Linked DNA regions of Homo sapiens: region 2 is linked to region 1. Evidence: read pairs that join two places in POLR2A ChIA-PET (ENCODE). Cell type or tissue: B cell. All regions are shown on one strand. Each heading gives the region's core, and the rest is flanking DNA. Links, peaks and the distances in the headings are about the cores only. Region 1 overlaps NMRAL1 (NmrA like redox sensor 1). Region 2 holds the start of C16orf96 (chromosome 16 open reading frame 96).

Region 1 (2,904 bases), core at 85-2,584:
GGTCTTGCTCTGTTGCCCAGGCTGGAGTGCAGTGGCTCAATCATCACTCACTACAGCTTTGACTTCCAAGCCTCAAGCAATCCTCCTGACTCATTCGCCTGAGTAGCTGGGACTTCAGATGAGCGCTAACAGGCCCAGCTGATTTTTTAATTTTTTGTAGAGACTGGGTCTCACCCTGCTGCCTAGGCTGGTCTCAAACTCCTGGCCTCAAGCAAAACCCATCCCCCTTACCCTCCCAAAGTGCTTAGATTACAGCTATGAGCTACTGTGCCCGGCCTCAGTCCTTATTTTTGATGCATTTCTGTGTAAATTGCAGATATGTGTACACCGCCCTTCCATACTAAAGCATGCATAACATTAGCTAGAATTCAGTATTTGTTTATAGATTATTTTTAATTATGAGGTAAAATATACATATAATAAAGAATTTTTTTTTTTTTTTTTTTTTGGAGACAGGGCCTTACTCTGTTACCCAGGCTGGCGTGCAGTGGTGTGATCACGGCTCACTGCAGCCTCAACCTCCTGGGTTCAGGCTTTCCTCCAGCCTCAGCCTCCCTGGTAGCTGGGACTACAGGCACATGCCACCACGCCCAGCTAATTTTTGGTTTTTTTTTGTAGAGATATGGTTTCACCATGTTGCCCAGGCTGGTCTCAAACTCCTGAGCTCAAGAGATCTGCGTGCCTCAGCCTCCCAAAGTGTCTGGATTACAGGCATGAGCCCCTGGGCCCAGCTGCAACGCGCAAAATCTTAAGGGTACATCTGACCGATGCGCATGCCTGTGTGACTCAAGCTCCATCGAGATCTGAATAAGTTTTTGTATTCCTTTCTGTTAACTATTTTTCTTTGTCTCGTTTTTGAGCAGATCTGAATATGGTTGTGTATCTGAATATGGCTTTATATTCTACTTCAGGAAGAATTCAAATCCCATCAAGATCTGAATATGGTTTTTTCTTTTGTTTTGAGACAGAGTCTCACTGTGTCACCCAGGCTGGAGTGCAGTGGCCCAATCTCGGCTCACTGCAACCTCTGCCACCCTGGTTCAAGCGATTCTCCTGCCTCAGCCTCCCAAGTAGCTGGGATTACAGGCTCCACCATGCCCAGCTAATTTTTTTTTTTTTTTGAGACGGAGTCTTGCTCTGTCGTCCAGGCTGGAGTGCAGTGGCGCGATCTCGGCTCACTGCAAGCTCCACCTCCTGGGTTCATGCCATTCTCCTGCCTCAGTCTCCCGAGTAGCTGGGACTACAGGCGCCCGCCACCACGCCCGGCTAAGTTTTTGTATTTTTAGTAGAGACAGGGTTTCACCGTGTTAGCCAGGATGGTCTCGATCTCCTGACCTCATGATCCGCCCGCCTCGGCCTCCCAAAGTGCTGGGATTACAGTTGTGAGCTACTGCACCCGGCCTCATTTTTTTATTTTTAGTAGAGACGGGGTTTCACCATCTTGGCTAGGCTGGTCTTGAGCTCCTGACCTCGTGATCCACCTGTCTCAGCCTCCCAAAGTGCTAGGATTACAGCCACTGCACCCAGCCTGAATATGGTTTTGTATTCTACTTTTTTTACTTTATTACATCACAAATATTTTTACCTTTATTTTTTTGAGACCAAGTTTCGCTCTTGTTGCCCAGGCTGGAGTGCAATGGCGCGATCTCGGCTCACCGCAACCTCTGCCTCCTGGGTTCAAGCGATTCTCCTGCCTCAGCCTCTCGAGTAGCTGGGATTACAGGCATGTGCCACCACGCCTAGCTAATTTTGTATTTTTAGTAGAGACAGTGGTTTCTCCATGTTGGTCGGGCTGTTCTCAAACTCCCAACTTCAGGTGATCTACCCCCCTCGGCCTCTCAAAGTGCTAGGATTACAGGTGTGAGCCACTGCACCAGGCCCTTTTTTTTTTTTTTTTTTTTTTTTTGAGAGGGAATCTCACTTTGTCACCCAGGCTGGAGTGCAGTGGCGTGATCTGGGCTCACTGCAACCTCCGCCTCCTGTGTTCAAGCGATTCTCCTGCCTTAGCCTCCTGAGTAGCTGTGACTACAGGCGGGTGCCACCACGCCCGGCTAAGTTTGTATTTTTAGCAGAGACAGGGTTTCACTGTGTTAGCCAGGATGGTCTCGGTCTCCTTACCTGGTGATCCACTCGGCCTGGCCTCCCAAAGTGCTGTGATTACAGGCGTGAGCCACCATGCCTGGCCTTTTTTTTTTTTTTTTAATACAGATTCTCGCTGTGTCACCCAGGCTGTGGTGCAGTGGCGCAATCTCAGCTCACTGCAACCTCCGCCTCCTGGGTTCCAGCAATTCTCGTGCCTCAGCCTCCTGAGTAGCTGGGAGTACAGGCATGTGCCTTCACACCCAGCTAATTTTTGTATTTTTTGATAGAGGCGGGGTTTCACCAAGCCAAGATCGTGCCACTGCACTTCAGCCTGGGTGATAGAGTGAGACTCCATCTCAAAAAAATAAAATAAAGAAAATAAAAATACCTGAATGAGAATCGTCGTTGAGAAGGTTTCCTGGATGCTCCTTGCTGTGGTGGAGCACTCCCTTCGGGGTTTCGCCCTTCAGTGGGACTTTCAGGTAGGTCTGACCTGAGAGGTCTTTTTGATTCTTTGTAGGTGCCCAGGGTGGCTCCGTGGCCCGCACACTCCTGGAAGATGGGACATTCAAGGTTCGAGTGGTGACCCGAAACCCTAGGAAGAAGGCAGCAAAGGAGCTGAGGCTGCAAGGTGCAGAAGTAGTGCAGGGAGACCAAGATGACCAGGTCATCATGGAGCTGGCCCTGAATGGGGCTTACGCCACCTTCATCGTGACCAATTACTGGGAGAGCTGCAGCCAGGAGCAGGAGGTCAAGCAGGTGAGGGCAGGCAGGAGCTGCAGGGAGGCCCGGCCAGGCTAGGAGCAGAGCGCCTGGGAGGAG
Region 2 (2,904 bases), core at 258-2,757, 87 kb before region 1:
GGCGCACGCAAGCATGCCCAGCTAATTTTTGTATTTTTAGTAGAGACAGGGTTTCACCATGTTGGCCAGGATTGTCTCGAACTCCTCACCTCAGGTGATCCACCCACCTTGGCCTCCCGAAATGCTGGGATTACAGGTGTGCGCCACTGTGCCTGGCCAAATTATTATTACTATTTTTAGACACAGGGGCTTGCTCTGTCCCCCAGGCTGGAGTTCAGGAGAGTGACTACAACTCACTGCAGCTTCCAACTCCTGGGGTTAAGTGATTCTCCCACCTCAGCCTCCTGAGGTAAGACTACAGGTGGACGCCACCACACCCGGCTAATTTATTCATTTTTTTATAGAGATGAGGTCTCACTACGCTGCCAAGGCTGGTCTTGAACTCCTGGGCTCAAGTGATCATCCCGCCTTGGCCTCCCAGTGTTGGGATTATAGGTGTGAGCCACTGTGCTCGGCTTATTTTCCCTTTCTTATTTCTTCTTGGGCTGCCAGTAACTGAACACTGTCCACGTGCTGGTCGGGGTTAGCAGGGGTCAGCAGTCAAAGGTGAGCCAGGGTCAGAGGCCACGCCTCAGCGCGCAGCTCCCTTGCCCACCAGCTGCTGGGCCTTCAGCCAATCACTGAGCTCCTCTGAGCGTCAGTTTCCTCTTCTGTAAGGCAGAAGGAATGCCTCTTTGCTGCTCCTCACAGGGCTGGTTCTTGGAGATTCTCACTCACTTGTGTCTATCTCCCCTGCTAGGCCGGGCGTGCCTGTTCACCGTGACTACTCTGGTACTTCTCCCATGGTAGCTCCTCCAGGCATTTTTTAGAAATTGGGGTAAGGCTGAGCACAGTAGCTCACGCTTCTAATCCCAGCACTTTGGGAGGCCAAAGCAGGAGGATCACTTGAGCCTAGGAGTTTGAGTCCAGCCTGGGCAACATAAGGAGACCCTATCTCTACAAACAATACAAAAATTAGCCAGGTGCAGTGGTGCACACCTGTGGTCCCAGTTACTCGGGAGGTTGAGGTGGGAGGATTGCTTGAGTCTGGGAGGTCGAGGCTACAGTGAGCCATGACTGAGTCACTGCACTCCAGCCTGGATGACAGAGTGACACCCTGTCTCAAAAAAAAATTGGGGTGAAATTCACATAATGTACAATTAGCCATTTTTAAGTGAACAATTCAGTGTCATTTAGTACATCAGTGAGGTTGTATAACTACCACCTCCATCTAGTTCCAAAACATTTTCATCACCCCAAAAGGAAACCCTATATCCACAAAGCAATTACTCCCCATTCTCTCCTCCTCCAAGCCCCTGGCAACCACTGCTTTCTGTCTCCATGGATTTACCTATTCTGGACATTTCGTATAAATGGAATCATACACTGGGTAGCCTTTTGTGTCTGGCTTCTTTGCAATACTTGATGGAGGCTGCAAGCTTGGCGTTTTGGTTGTGCCTGACTCTAAAGCACCCTTCTTCCCACTCTGCATAAGGAGATGGCCCATCGTAGGTGAGTAAGCAACAAGATGTCCCAGGAGAAGGCTGGGCGCAGTGGCTCACGCTTGTCATCCCAGCACTTTAGGAAGCCGAGGCAGGTGGATCAGTTGAGATCAGGGGTTTGAGACCAGCCTGGCCAACATAGTGAAACCCCATCTCTACTAAAAATACAAAAATTAGCCGGGTGTGGTGGCATGTGCCTGAAATCCTAGCTACTAGGGAGGCTGAGGCAGGAGAATCACTTGAACCCGGGAGGCGGAGGTTGCAGTGAGCCAAGATCACACCACTGCACTCCAGCCTGGGTGACAGAGCGAGACGGAGTCTCAAAAACAAAAAAAAGACGTCCCAGGAGAGAGCCAGTGGTGAAGGGAGGAAAAGAAGTGTCTGGAGGCTGGGGGCGTACCTTGGCCATGACTTCATCATGACCCTCCACCATCTTCCGGAGCTTGATCAGATGCCACAGGTCCTGGACGGGCCGGGCAGTGCCCTGGCTGGCTTCCAGCAGCTGGGCAGTGGAGGGCAGGTCCTGCAGCAGGGCCAGCTGGTTCTCCAACTTGTCGAGGCGGCTCACCACGTGGTCGAAGACATTGCTGAGCCTCTTCATGGGGTTGAGGATAGGCTGGGCGTCTCCTTCCCTGGGCATGATGACCACCTGCGAGGTCTGCAGGAAGTCCTCATCGCCTGAGAGGACTTTCTTGAGCTCGGCCATGTGGATGTGCTCCAAGATGCCGTGCAGCAGGAGGTGCAGGGCCTTGAAGTTCAGCACCCCGCACTGTGGGATGGCGATGTTGGCCAGCTCGGTGAACGTGAGTGAGAAGCTCATCCTGCCAGGGTGGGTCAGTGGGGCTGGGGTTCCAGGTGTCCTCAAGGACAAGGGGTAGCTTTCAGTGGTTCCGAGAGCTACATGGACTGGTCCTCAGAGGCCTGGGGTGGTGGTGAGTCACAGCAGTCAGGGAGGAATGGCCTCTGTTCTGGCTGGAGCTCAGATCAGAGTCTCTGGTTGCCAGGACACCAAAGAATGTGATGAAACGGGCGCAATTCAAAGTCTGGAGTGGGGCAGGTGCTCCCTGGTAAGCCTCACCCAGAGTAGGTGCTCAGTTAATATTGGATGAATGTTTGAATAGCTGATGGCAGCCTCTTCATTCAAGCCCTCTGGTGATGTGAGACTGGTAACTTTTTCCTAGAAGCACATATGGAAGGGATGGAGAGGCAGCTCCCTCCTTGGAATTTTCTCGAATCCGGGCAGAAGACAGGTTTCTTGGAGTTAGGAAGACCCAGGTTTTACAAAGAGATAAGAATCTGAAGTACTGGCTGGGTGGGTGTGGGGGTTCAGGCCTGTAATCCCAGCACTTTGGGGAGGCAAAGGCGGGAGGACTGCTTGAAGCCAGGAGTTCGAGAGCAGCCTGGGCAACATAGTGAGACCCTG

What was found. Peaks named below come from ENCODE experiments on the same cell type or tissue, not always from the same donor. Only the 100,000 strongest peaks of a DNase experiment are listed, where the experiment ranks them.
Region 2: POLR2A ChIA-PET joins it to region 1 with 12 read pairs; 15 of 35 experiments call an interaction of 5 or more read pairs at or near these places.

What each region holds. Positions count from the first base shown.
Region 1 is chr16:4,469,164-4,472,067 of GRCh38, reverse strand. NMRAL1 (NmrA like redox sensor 1) reads left to right here. Exons shown (of 6, transcript NM_020677.6): 3 at 2,603-2,841. Among named protein-coding and RNA genes, the nearest start is that of NMRAL1, 4.0 kb to the left of the region's middle. In B cell, for the core only: no CTCF peak of the experiment used is centred there; no DNase peak of the experiment used is centred there.
Region 2 is chr16:4,555,887-4,558,790 of GRCh38, reverse strand. C16orf96 (chromosome 16 open reading frame 96) reads right to left here and starts at 2,451. Exons shown (of 16, transcript NM_001145011.2): 1 at 1,882-2,451. The coding sequence starts at 2,301. In B cell, for the core only: no CTCF peak of the experiment used is centred there; no DNase peak of the experiment used is centred there.